2 separate regions of the Homo sapiens genome follow, and region 2 is linked to region 1. Evidence: read pairs that join two places in POLR2A ChIA-PET (ENCODE). Cell type or tissue: A673. All regions are shown on one strand. Each heading gives the region's core, and the rest is flanking DNA. Links, peaks and the distances in the headings are about the cores only. Region 1 has its middle 84 kb from the start of ABTB3. Region 2 overlaps ABTB3 (ankyrin repeat and BTB domain containing 3).

Region 1 (8,411 bases), core at 1,673-6,672:
GGATGAAAGGTTGAAAATGTCTGGCATATCTTGGTAACTATGCATCACAGTCTGGTGATTCATCTAACTTGGCCATCATCTTGGTGGATCTAGCTAATGCTGAGCCTAGAGTCAGATACAGAAAAACGTGCCGCCATGTTGCAAAATGCAAAAACTAGGATCTGGGATCTTTAGCATTGTGTCTATCTAACAGTACATGTCCCAAATTCTGAAAGCACAATTAAGCCAGAAAGTGGAGAATTTAAAGAAGGAATGTGTAGTGTGATAGGGACATTCGATTCTAGGAAAAATAGGAATCACTGCCCAGGTCTTCTTTCTCTGCGAGACAACTATAAGACACACTACTTATAGGTTCTGGCAGCTTACAAGGACCCTAGTCTGTCCCCTCGCCCACAGGGATGGGCCCCAGGCAGCCATGTATGTTCTATGAGGCCCATGTCACCTTACCCAAAGATGATTGGGCCAATTGTGAGTATGTGACTCAGACTGAGCCAGCTGGACTCCATTTCCTGGGTGTTTGGAGTTAAGACTAGAAAATTCTAGTTCATTCTGAATCCATTGCTTGCATGGAGGAGTTGCAGTTATTAATAATTGCTGACAGTTAGAGCAAAGTCTTGTCCCTGCATTGGCTCAGGAACTCTGCTTGCTGAGGGCGATGAGACGGGAAGCGTGGAGACTCTTCTAAGTTTGCTGATTGAAAGTTGGAAAGGTTCTTTGCCGTGTTCTAAAAACTGATATGGTGTCATACTGTAAAATGTACAAACAGCCCAATAATTGAGCTTTAGCTGGGTGCATGGACAACCACCCAGCTAAACCATTTCTTTTTGTTCTTCATTCATTATCCTTTAGCTGGTGTCAGGTTTGGCCTGAGCACCAAGGGCCCAAGGTCAGGGCATGGCTGCCACCTGCTCTCTGGATCCCATGCTGGCCCCTTCTCCATATATATTGTCTGGAACCTCAGTAAAGTTGTATCCTGATCCCTAGGATTTTTCTGCTCTGTGCCTGCTCTAAGCTCTGAGGGCTGCTGTTTGCATTACTGATAAGGAGGCAGCGAATCTGAAAGATCAGCACTGTGTGCCTGCCTCTAATACTTCATTCAAGCATGGGCTTGCAAGACCGTAGACCACACCCAGTCTCATGATTCGAGCTTGGTGAGCTTGGGATTTAATGAGACTCATCTTGGGCTTGAACTGGTTTTGCTTTGGTCTTTTGGAATTCCCACAGAAAAGGATTCATCAGACCTATCAGGTGAGCTCTCTCTGAATAAAATGAAAATTAATTGCCTACCGTGTCTTGCGCTCATGAATCAGGAAATGAGTCAGGGGGAAAATGCTAAGGAGTTAAAGCTGAAGAATGGTTTCTCTAACCTTATTGCCTACATGTGGCTTTGAGCCCTATCAGCTTCAGTGCTAACTGTGGAAGGAGGATGCTTTGAATGAAGAAACAGGAAAAGACTCGTTTCCTGGGGCAGGGGGCAGGGGTATAAAGTGTAGGGGATGTGGTATCTTTCCCCTGACACTCTCAGGCATCCCATTGAAACTGGATCCCATTTCAAAAGTCCTCATTAAATACCTCATTCCAGTATTGTTTACAGTAGAAATACCAAAGTGGGGAGGATGTAACCAATCTTCAAATAACCTGAGGTGCTGGACAGAAATGATTTTCACAGCTGGAGCATAGGAAGATGGAATCACACAAAAGCAAAAAGTAGTAAGCCTGTTACATTCCCAGCTCAACCAGACTCGCCAAGGTTACCCAGGCTCCAGGGAAGTCCTCAATGATCAGCTCACCTCAAATTTAGTCCTTGCCCAACTGGCAAAACCTGAGAGTGGATTTGTGATTAAAAGGGTAAAGTATCTTCTTGCCAATAATAATGATCTTTGTTGCGAGGAAAAAGCCCCAGTTCTCTGAACCAAAGTAATCTTTCACCAATGCTCATGTTTAATCTCTTTCTGGAATGACAGTAATTGTTAATATACTTCTTATTTTGTGTGTGAGATTAATCTGATGTTTCATTCCTCATGCCAGGCTCGGGGGAACCATTGTAATTTTCCACTTTGTAAAGCTTTCCCTCACGTTTTGTCCCACTTGAAGGCAGCTGTTCTCAATTTTGAGTATCTTTTGAATGACATGGGCATTCCTTGGACTATTATGGATGGCTTTTTAGAAAAAGATATCAGCAATTGACTTTAGCTACACCAGCGAAACAATTTTATCATGTGAGGTTACATTTCTTTCTTCCCAGGGCCAATGCTCAGTGTTTTATAGACATGACCACTAGTCTCGCTCTTAATCAACTACCTATGATCTGCCCATACATTAGACAGTAAAGCCTTCTAAATTATCAATAAATCACTAAAACAGAGCAATGCAGAAATAAACCACATATATTTTATTCATTCATGCGTTTTCACAAGAGCTTTATGAGAAACTGGCGTGGAGAGACTCCCAGAAAGAAAGAACTGCTGGATATCAAGAGGCAAACTTCCCCAACTTTGGTAGTGCCTTAAAGAGTAAAAAGAGGCTTCTAAAAGCTCAGCTAGTAGGTAGATAGCGACTTTACCTGATTGTGCACATCAGGAACTGGACTGAAGACAGATTTGGGTTCATATTCTGCCTCCACCACTTACTATGCGATTTGAGACAAGTTACTTAATCTTCCTTTGCCTCAGTTTCCCCATCTATAAAAGGACAATAATAAAGGCACCCACCTGATAGAGCTGTTATACAGTTAAATGAGATACTAATACTAATATTAGCAGCTAATTTTTTGGGGGGACAAGGTCTGCATTGCCCAGGCTGAAGTGCAGTGGTGTGATCACAGATTACTGCAGCCTCAACCTCCTGGGCTCAAGCAATCCTCCCACCTCAGTCTCCTGAGTAGCCAGGACTACAGGAATGCACCACTATTCCTGGCTAATTTTTTGTTTTTTATAGAGTTGAGGGTCTCACTTTGTTGCCCAGGCTAGTCTCGAGCTCCTGAGCTCCAGTGATCCACCTGCCTTGGCTTCCCAAAGTGCTGGGATTAGAGGCGTGCCCAGCCTGAAGCTAACTCTTTCAACCAGGAAATATGAACCACTTTAGGTCTTTCAATCTAGGGGAATTTAATACAGGAAATGGGTTATTCAAGACACAGCAGAGATGAGAAAGCAAACTGATGCTCATAAGGCAGCTTCGAGATTAGAAGTAGTGGGAAACAGTTCCTAGGGTTGGAGGAACAGCAGCAGGCTGCCCTGTGGGAGCTGAAACCACATCAGGATCTGAGCTGGAGCCATGGAGGAGATGCCACAGGATGCAGAGAGAAGGGGGACAATATTCTGCCTCTATCCAAATTCTGTCTTCTGGTCTTCCACTGGTCTTCCTCCAAATGGCTGACCCTTCCTGGGAGTTACAGGGAGCCCAGGGAATGTAGTTTCTTGAAATACAGAGCAGAGCAAGGGAAGGTCCAGGACTGATCTGAGTGCAAACAGGCAGTTAACCAGCAAAGCTGACACTCATTGAGCCCTTACCATAAGCCAGGTACTGGGCTAAGTTTTACATGGGTTAATTCATTTAAACCTGTTAGCAAGTGGTAGAACTAGGGTTTGAAGTGCCCAATATATGTTATATCAATTACTGAAGTAATCAGTGTGCAACCTAAAGGAAACAATGGCTTTGGGTGCATCCCCCAAATTAAAAACAAATTGAAGGGAGGAAGCATGTCTTATTCATCTTTAAATCTCCAGCACATGGCATGGTACACTGCCCTTAGTGGTCACTCAATTCATATGTGTTAAGCTAAGTGAAATTAACAGCAGTAAAGTCAGTGAAGTGGGTTCAAGTAAAGGACTGTCTCCCACCCTTGCTACTGACTTCCAAGATGAGTTCATAAAAGATTCCTGCCTGGCTCTTTATCTTAAGATAGCTTTGGAGTCCTGAGCCACCATGTAGAGCCCATCATGTCCCCCTTGAAGCCCATGCTGAAAGATCACATGGCCAGACTACAGAGAGAGAGAAAGATGCCCTAGGAATACCCAAACCCAGGCACCAGACTTGTGAATGCAGAAGCCTCTGAGAGGAGGCCAGAGCTGGCCCCAGCCCCAGCCTGACCACAGCTACAGAAACTAGCTGGAGCCAGGAGTCCCACTTGGCTGCTTCTGAATTGATGACCCACAGATAAGAGATGTGTATATTGCCACTTTAAGGCACCAAGTTTTGGTGTGATTTGTTATGCAGTGATAGATAATTAATATACAACTATAATATGACAATATAAAATGGGAAAAAATCCATTAAAAAGACAGGAATAATATGTCCCAAAATATTAACAGTGAGTGATAGGATTGTGGGTGTGTGTGCATGCGTGCGTTTTTTCCTTCTCTTTTCTGAATTTTTTTGAATGATCAACTATTTCCTTGAAAAACTGAAAAACTACATTTTGTATTGAAAAACTCTTAACTGTGACTTTTTTTTGGCATCCAGCCTCCTACAGCCAAGCTCAAGGCTTCCCACCAGGGATTCCTGAGGATCACAGGCAGGTACATGAAACTGAATACAGCTGAAGCCTTAAGGGGAACCATAGCCCATCTCGCCCAGCCCCCAGCTGCTCTAAATCCATATGCGCACCCATGAGATTGTTGTTGTCCAGCTTTTCTGTGAATTAAACCTCTCCATGACAGGGGATTTATCCCATCCAGAGCCAGTTCTTTCCATCTTCAGGCTTCGCTGACAGAAAGTCTTTCCTCCTAATGAACTGAAAAGTGTCTCCCTGGAGCTTCTACTCATTGGTCTTGCTCATGAAAGATTCATGAAGTCTTCATCGAGTGCCTACTATGAGCCATTGTTCTAGGCCCTGGGTACAACTGAGAACAAGATAGATCAAGTGCTTATGCCCAAGGAGCTTAGATTCCAAAAGGGAAGATACACAATATTTTAAAAACTATATAAATTTAAAGACATTGTAGTAACTACTATGAAGAAAATAAATCAAGGTGAGATGATTTAATTTTTTTGCTTTTTAAATTTTTTTTTTTTTTTTTTTTTTTTTTTTTTTTTTTTTTTTTAGAGATTAGTCTCATTATGTTGCCCAGGCTAAAGTGCAGTGGCTATTCACAAGCAGGATCATCGCACACTACAGCTTTGAATTCCTGGGATCAAGCAATCCTCCTGCTTCAGCCTCCTGAGCAGTTGGGACTACAGCCATGCCTCATGGCATCTGGCTACAGCAAGAGGATTGAGAGCATGATTTTAACATGTGTGGTCAGGGAATGCCACCCTGGGGAGGTAACTTTAAGTAGAGATCTGACTGAGTGAGAGAGGGCACTTTGTGAATATCTGGGGAAAAGAACATTTCGGATAGAGGGGCATCAAGGATGGAGTCCAGAAGCTGGCAAATCCGAGAAAGAGTGTGAAGGCCATGATGGCTGGAGAATGGTAGAAACGGGTGAGAAAGGAAGGAAAATGAAGTCAGGGAAGAATGAAAAAGTCAATCATACAGACCTAGAGGGCCATGTTAAGAACTTTAGATTTTATTCCAAGCGTGATGGGGAACCACTGGAGGGTTTTGCTCACTGGGGTGACAGAAGTTGATTGATGTTTTCAAAGCATCACACTGGCTGCTGCGTGAGAACAGAAGGAGGGTGGGGAACACAGTGCGTAGGGAGACCTCCAGTTGTTGTCCAGGCAGAAAATGGGTGAGAAGTGGTTGGATTCTGGATATATTTTAAAGGCAGAACCAGCAGGACATGTTGGATTAGATGTGCATGTGAAAATGAAAGGGGAGTCAGAGATAAGCCTAAGCTTCTTTTTAAATCAGCAACTTTACATTAACAAATATTTGTGTAATAATACGGTGGGGACACACCTTTGAATAAAACAGCTGGTTGGTAGCCGGATGTGGTGGTGCGCATCTGTGCTACTCAGGAGGCTGAGGCACGAGAATCGCTTGAACCTGGGAGGCAGAGGTTGCAGTGAGCTGCGATCGTGCCACTGCACTCCAGCCTGGGTGACAGAGTGAGACTCTGTGTGAAACAAACAAACCACAACAACAACAAACAGCTGGTTGATATATGTTTTCAAAAGAGACAAACATATTTAACATATTAGCATTTAATACATTAAATACACTGTAGTTAGGCTAAATGTTAAAATGTACATCCTTGGGAACCCAGAGGAGGGGCAGTAAGGGCTTCCTAGAGGAGAAAGCCCTCCGTGAGTTGTGGGTGAGAAAGGCAGGCAAACATCTTCCCAGCAGGTGGCCCAGCCTGGCTGAGGCCCAGAGGTAGGAAACTGAGGAAGGTGTTGCGGAAAATGCTAAATGCTTGGATATTACTGAGCTTAGTGTGCAAGATGGAAAGGAAATGAGTATAGGAAAACCCACAGTGACCAAGCTCTAGGGCGGAGTGGTCATTCTAAGGAGCATGGGTTTTACCCTGAAGACAGTGAAAGCCATGACTGGGTATGGAACCAAGGAGCTCTGTGATGCTGTGGTCCTCAGAAAGATCATTTTGGCCACCAAAGTGCGGAGACAGAGATGAGATTGCAGTCTGGTATGAAAATCATAATAGTAATCCAGGTTAAAAAATGCTAAAACATTGAACTAACACAAGAGAGGCAAAGAAAGAAAATGTGCCCAGAAATAGGAGGTCAAGCAGACAGGTCTTCATGACTGATTGGATGTGGGGATGACCGAGTGTGATCTAGGGTGGTTCCAGTTCCTGTGAAATGGAAAGTAGGGGGAAAGGCAATGGGTGCTTCTGCACATGTGGAGTTTGTGCTACTGATGGACACGCCAAGTGGCTTAGTCCTGCAGGCAGTTAGATATAGAAGTCTGAAGCTCAAGGGAAAGGTCAGGGCTGGAAAGAAAGATACATCCATGTCATTCTGTCCCCGGGGGTTCTATAAGTCAAGTCTGATTTGCTTTCTACATGGAGGCCCTTTAAATATTTCAGGACAGCCATGACGTTCTTCAACTCCACCCTACTGAGCTGCCTTGAGGCAAAAACTCTTGGTTCCTCCCATCAGCGCTCATATTGTGGGTAGTCAAGCAGAGTGGCTGGAAGTCTCACTACTCAGTGTGGTCCGTGGTTCTGCAGCGTCACCCAGGACCTGTAAGAAGTGCAGAGGCTCGGCCCCACCCCGGACCTACTGAACCAGAGTCTGCGTTCTAACAGAACCCCTTGGCGATTTGTGCGAAGCGCTGGTTTAAAGTAGACTGGATTCACACTGCAAGGTTTGCATCCTGGTCCTGATGCTTATTAGCTGTGTGGAGGCAGATCATTTAACTGCTCCATGCCTCAGCTTCTTTCTTTATCAAATGGCAATAATTTTAGGACTTACCCCGTAAGGATGTTATAAAGGCTTAAATGAAACAAGCTAGGCAGGTAAAGCACTTCTGTCAAGCATTTGGTAAGCATGAGGTTATTATTGATGACAAGGCTCCAGCCCCCTTCCTAGCTAACCAGCTTCCTCTAGATAGCCTACAATTTGTCTACACCCCTTTTAAAGCGGAGCACCCAGAGCTGAGCACCTCTGCTGGGTGTGATCTGGCCAGCCCTGGGTAAGTTGAACTAGTTCATTCCAGATGTTCCATTTTTATAGCTGCTGCCTTCAGGTCCCATAGAATAGAGTCAATAGCATATAATGGCAAAAAAAATGAGCTAGATACCTAGACTACCTGTGCTTGCATCCTATCCCTACAATGTATGCTGGGTGGCCTTGCACAAGTCACTTAACCTCTTTGTGCCTATTTCCTCATCTATAAAATAAGGATAAAACTAGTACCTACCTTACAGGGTTATTGTGAAGTTTGGATGATGTAAGGCACTTAGATTAGGACCTGGGACATATAAAGTATTTATTAACTGTGATAATCAATAAAATCCCCGTGTAATGCATCTTGCAAAATAATGGCATTTTAAAGGTTCAGAAAGGTTAATATACATCCAAGCCACAGCATCTGGAAAGGTATATACTTAAGACCGGTTCAGAAACCAGGCCCCTTGCCCCACATCTGTGTCCTCTCCTCATGCCGGTATATTGTGGGCTATGGGGATGGTGTCGCCATTGTGGGGTTGAACCACTTGGCCTACACAGCTGTACACAGCACATCTGCCCTCTATGTGTTCAGGGCATCAGGATCCTGCTGCCTTCATGCAGGCTATGGAGGGAGAGGGAGGCTTGCCGTCTACACTCACAGAATCTTAATATCTTTGGATTTTGCTTCAGGTCAGTAACGAGTTCTGTAACTATGACTTAAATGTGGCGTTAATTTCAGCGAGAAATAATTTTGATTTTTCCTCCTCCCTCACTTCCTTAAGCCTTTAAAAACTGTTGATGGCAGGGATTTTTGTCCAGGAACCTGGTGCTGAATGTATTAACTTCTTTACCTTTTCCTGTCAATGTTGGCAGAATGGCAAAGAAATAATCACCTT
Region 2 (5,000 bases), core at 1-5,000, 150 kb before region 1:
CCTTACAGTAGGTGGGGAGGTGGAAGGATCAAATGTGTTTAAGTGTTAGTCACTGTTATGCTCATTCCCTCTACAAGTGCTCTGTGTTTTGGCCAAGCTGGTTTACCCACTCTCTCCCCAAAAAGACCCCCCTTCTAAATCAGCCTCCCTTACAAGAGGTGGTCCGGCCTGATGATTAGGATCCCAACTGTGGTGCCAGAATGCACATAATTGGAATTCAAATCCAGCAGCATCACTTTACACACTGTGTGAACTCAAACAACTTACCTAACTCCTCTGTGCCCCAGCTTCCTCATCTATAAAGCAGCAATATTGATGGCACCCAATTCACTGGATTGCCTGAGGGTTCAATAAAATATTTTATTTTATTTTTATTTTTGAGGCGGAGTCTCGCTCTGTCACCTAGGCTAGAGTGCAGCAGTGTGATCTTGGCTCACTGCAACCTCCATCTCCCAGGTTCAAGCGATTCTCCTGCCTCAGCCTCCCAAGTAGCTGGGATTACAGGCACATGCCACCACACCCAGCTAATTTTTGCCTTTTTAATAGAGACAGGGTTTTGCCATGTTGGCCAGGCTAGTCTCAAACTCCTGACCTCAGGTGATCCACCCACTTTGGCCTCCCAAAGTGCTGAGATTACAGGCATGAGCCACTGCACCTGGCCGAGTTCAATAAATTAATTCATGGAAAGTGCTTATAGCCCTGTGAAGCCCATGGTATGTGTTATGTAAGTTAAACTATCACCACTCCTCACAACTTTTTCCAAATTCCAATCTCTTTCTTTTCAATCATTTTTTAAAATCCCACTTTCTCTGAGGAACAGCCTCCAAGATCATCAGTCTGTGTCCTCTCCCTCCACCCTCAGTAGTACCATGTCAGCACTAACCAGTATTGTTGGTTTTATCTTTTCCTGTTTACCTGTCTTATCCCTGCAGTCAAGTTCTCAGAGGGCAGAAACCAGTACTGACACTGCCTCCTACCTCTTCCTAGAACCTGGTACATCCTAATAATTCAGTGAGTATTTTTTGGCTTGTTTAATAAGAGTTGATTGAAAGTGGCAAGCACACACAAACGTGTACCACCTTCCCCGAAGAGAGGATGTCATAGAGGAAACAGCATAGGCTTTGGAATCAGGCTAACCTGTTAGAATCCAGGCTCCCTCACTCACAGGCTAGGTGGCCTTGGGCAAGTTATTAAGTATCTAAGGCTATTCTCTCATCCATAAAAGGAAGATAATAATATCTACCTCCTAGGATTGGTGGGAGCATTAAATACAATAAGATACACTATAGGTAAACCGCACAGTAGGTACTTTTTAAAAAAGTCACATAGGTTCATTGCCTATGAGCTGTGTGGTAGAAGTCTCACTGTGGTAGCTGATCTCTGAAGAGGGTCCCAAATGGACCACCCCTCTCAGTGCCATGCCCTTGTTTAGTCTCCTCCCACACTGAAATCTAGCCAGAACTTTGGCCAGAGAATCAGGCATGGCAGCTTCTGCTTTTGAGCTTTTGGAAGCCCTGAATACCATTTAAGAAGTCCAATTTTTGTGCTGAAAGACCATGCAGAGAGAACACATGGAAAGACATCATGGAAAGGCTTTGGGAAGAGGAAGTGGTTTTCTGTCAGGGAAGGAGAACAGACAGATACATACACACACACACACACACACACACACACACACACACAAACACACACACATGCCCCAGCATCCCACCTGACCTCACACTTGCAACCATCTTCCACCAAGGCACCAGACATTTTAGGGAGTCATCCTAGATATCCCAGTCCAGTAGAGCCCCCCGGCTATCTGTAGCCCCAGCTGACGTTGTTGGAGCAGAAGAACCATCCAGCTGAGCTCAGTCAACACTCGGAATTTGTGGGATAAGATGGTTGTTGTTTTTTTAAGTTACTATGTTTGGGTTGGTTTGTTTCACAGAAATTAATAACCAAAATAGTCACTCTGGACAGGAGTGTTGGAGGAGGCCAAATCCAGAAATTGAGCTGCCCATGCCAGTTTCAGAACCTCTTGTTGGGGGCAGAATGTCACTGTGGGGAAGTGTGTAGGCTCAGGTGTCAGACTGTCCGGCTCTATCATTTATAAGCTCTATCATTTATGATCCTTGGGGAGTATTGCGGCTTATACCTCAGTTTTCCTACCTGTAAACTAAGATGATAGTGAGCTTAAATGAGATAAAGCATGCAATATGCCTAGTACATAAGCATTAAAAATGTTTAGCTATTATGGGGGAGAGACTAGAGGAAGTAGGTGGTTACAGCTTGAGTCACATTGCTTCTTTAAAGAGTTTTTGTTTAATTTTCTAAAATTTCTTAAACATTGTTGCAAATTTGTTGAGGTGAATCTCATAGCCTCTGGCTCCATTTTCCAACCTCAAGTATTCAAAATAAGCTTGTGATCTTTGAAGTACAGAAGTGCAGTCCCAATTACCACAGGTTAACACTCACCTGCAGCTCATATCTATTTCTTTGAAAAAGGAAATTAAAAAGTTGAACTCTGAGTTTTAATGTTGGTTCACTCCAAAAGGAAAAATGTAAACTTGATGCTTTTCCTCTGAGGAACAGAGAACACAAAATCTAAGCAAACTCATTTGATCTTTGTTAAATTAATGTATCCATGGAAGAGTTGAAGAGGAAACCCTGGCTCCTGATAACCATCATCATCATTAACAACTTGACCATGTTCATTATTCGTCTTTGAGCATTTCCTACGTGTAAGACACTGTGCAAACCCTTTACATCTATTAGCACAGCCCTAGGTCAATTCAGAATACAAAGGGCAGGGAAGCAAGGAACACCCAACGGAGACCTGCTGGTGCTGTGCAGATGCCACTTGCCAGGCCCCTGCATGGGCCTTCAAGGGCTCCAGGATGGCTGGCCCAGACCTCCAGCAGGAGGGGAAGAGGGGAGAGAGAGAGAGAGGAAGAGGGAAGAAGAAAGGGTGGGAGTAGGAGGGGAATGAGGAGGAAAAGGAAGATGAAGAGGAGGAAGGAAAGAAGGAGGAGGAAGAGGGGAGAAGAAGATGAGGAGAAGGGGAGGAAAAGGAGGGGGAAGAGGAGGAGAAAATGGTAGAAAGAGAAAGACAAGGAAGCAGGGAGAAAGAGAGGAGAGGAAAAGAAGAAGGAGGCAGATAATAAAGAATAGAAGGCAGAATTAGGAAGAGGAGGAGGAAAAAGAAAGGGAGGAGAAGGAAGGAGGAGAAGGAGAAGGAAAGAGAAGGCAGAGAAGGGAGAAAGAAAGAAGAAGGGCCGGGTGCGGTGGCTCATGCCTGTAATCCCAGCACTTTGGGAGTCTGAGGTGAGCAGATCACCTGAGATCAGGAGTTCGAGGCTAGCCTGGGCAACATGGTGAAACATCGTCTCTACTAAAAATACAAAAATTAGCAGGTGTGGTGGCGGGAGCCTATAATCCCAGCTACTCGGAAGGCTGAGGCAGGAGAATCACTTGAACCTGAGAGGCAGAGGTTGCAGTGAGCCAAGATTGTGCCACTGCACTCCAGCCTGGGCAACAGAGCGAGACTCTGTCTCAAAAAAAAAAAAAAAAAAGAAGAAGAAGAAGAAGAAGAGGAGAAAAGAGAAGGAGAGGAGTAGGAGGAGGGGAAGCAGGAAGATGAGGGAGGAGGAGTCTTCACTATTTGGTGGAATAAGGACCAATCTCATGAAAAAGTCAACAAAGCTCCTGTATGGGACCTGCATTAATTTGAATTAATTGCACAAGTCAAAAACTACCAAGTCCCAGATGGCAGGGGCAGGTGTCCTGGGCTGTTCTGAGGAAGGAGTCACTGCTATGGCCTGGTGGTCTAGGAAGGTCCCAGGGACGAGATGTACTTAACCTAGCATGCTGCCTGGCACAGAGCAATTGCTTTAAGATACTGTTCAACAAATGAATGAATAAACTCAAAAATGAGACAACTACTCTGCCCCTCTTCTTTGCAGTACCTGGAACACTTGTTACCATATCAATATTACATCTGGTGATTTGTTTAACATCTGTCTTCCCCACTGAACAGTCATCTACAAGCTGGCAAAGACTTTGCCTGGATTGCCACTGCTGAGCCCTCAGCACCTAGCCCAGCACTTGACACATAGCAGTCCCTCAACAAAAATTCACTGACTTAGGTGTAGGCTGATCAAGGACACCTACTGCCTACTACCAAGAGGGGCAAAAGAGACTTACCCGCAGGAGCAGGCTCAAGGGTGGGGGGAGAATGTTTATAGTGGATTTAGAATGCAGCTGACTTGGCCAGGCACAGTGGCTCACGCCTGTAATCCCAGCAATTTGGGAGGCTGAGGCGGGTGGATCACCTGAGGTCAGGAGTTCGAGACCAGCCTGGGCAACATGGTGAAACCCTGTCTCTACTAAAAATACAAAAATTAGCTGGGCGTGGTGGCAGGTGCCTGTAATCCCAGCTACTCAGGAGGCTGAGGCAGGAGAATCACTTGAACCCAGGAGGTGGAGGTTGCAGTGAGCCAAGATCACGCCACTGCACTCCAGCTTGGGCAATAAGAGCGAAACTCTGTCTCAAAAAAAAAAAAAAAAGAATGTAGCTGACTGTCTGATCCACACCATCTTCTTGCAAGCATGCGCACACATACACACACACACACACACACACACACACACACACTTTCCATTTCCTTCGACTTCTCGGCCTCCCACCCAGGAAAGCCCAGGCCACTGTGACCTATCAAGGACATCACCATGACATGACATAATTAGAAAGCTGTGTGTGGCAGCTGCAGGAAAAAGATGTAACACAGAAAGGCTGAACAAGACCAAGCAGCCAGCCGCTCAGGGACACCCACCCTGGTGTGCTCTATAACAAAGGCCAAGGGAATGATCAGTCAGGGCTGTGGGCTCACTAGGCACAGGCTGACTCAGGACAGAATGGGTGGCAGATACTCTTTTTAACTCTAGAAAAGTCACCCAAAATCCCTGCAGATCCTGAAATGCTTCCTCCAGGCCAATGTCATTATCCCACTGGTAAT

The links. Peaks named below come from ENCODE experiments on the same cell type or tissue, not always from the same donor. Only the 100,000 strongest peaks of a DNase experiment are listed, where the experiment ranks them.
Region 2: POLR2A ChIA-PET joins it to region 1 with 7 read pairs; 2 of 35 experiments call an interaction of 5 or more read pairs at or near these places.

Annotation. Positions count from the first base shown.
Region 1 is chr12:107,230,118-107,238,528 of GRCh38, reverse strand. No RefSeq gene overlaps it. Among named protein-coding and RNA genes, the nearest start is that of ABTB3, 84 kb to the left of the region's middle. In A673, for the core only: no CTCF peak of the experiment used is centred there; DNase peaks (open chromatin) are centred at 3,148 and 4,778; H3K27ac peaks cover 552 bases.
Region 2 is chr12:107,386,530-107,391,529 of GRCh38, reverse strand. The region is part of intron 1 of ABTB3 (ankyrin repeat and BTB domain containing 3); the gene reads right to left. Among named protein-coding and RNA genes, the nearest start is that of ABTB3, 71 kb to the right of the region's middle. In A673, for the core only: no CTCF peak of the experiment used is centred there; no DNase peak of the experiment used is centred there.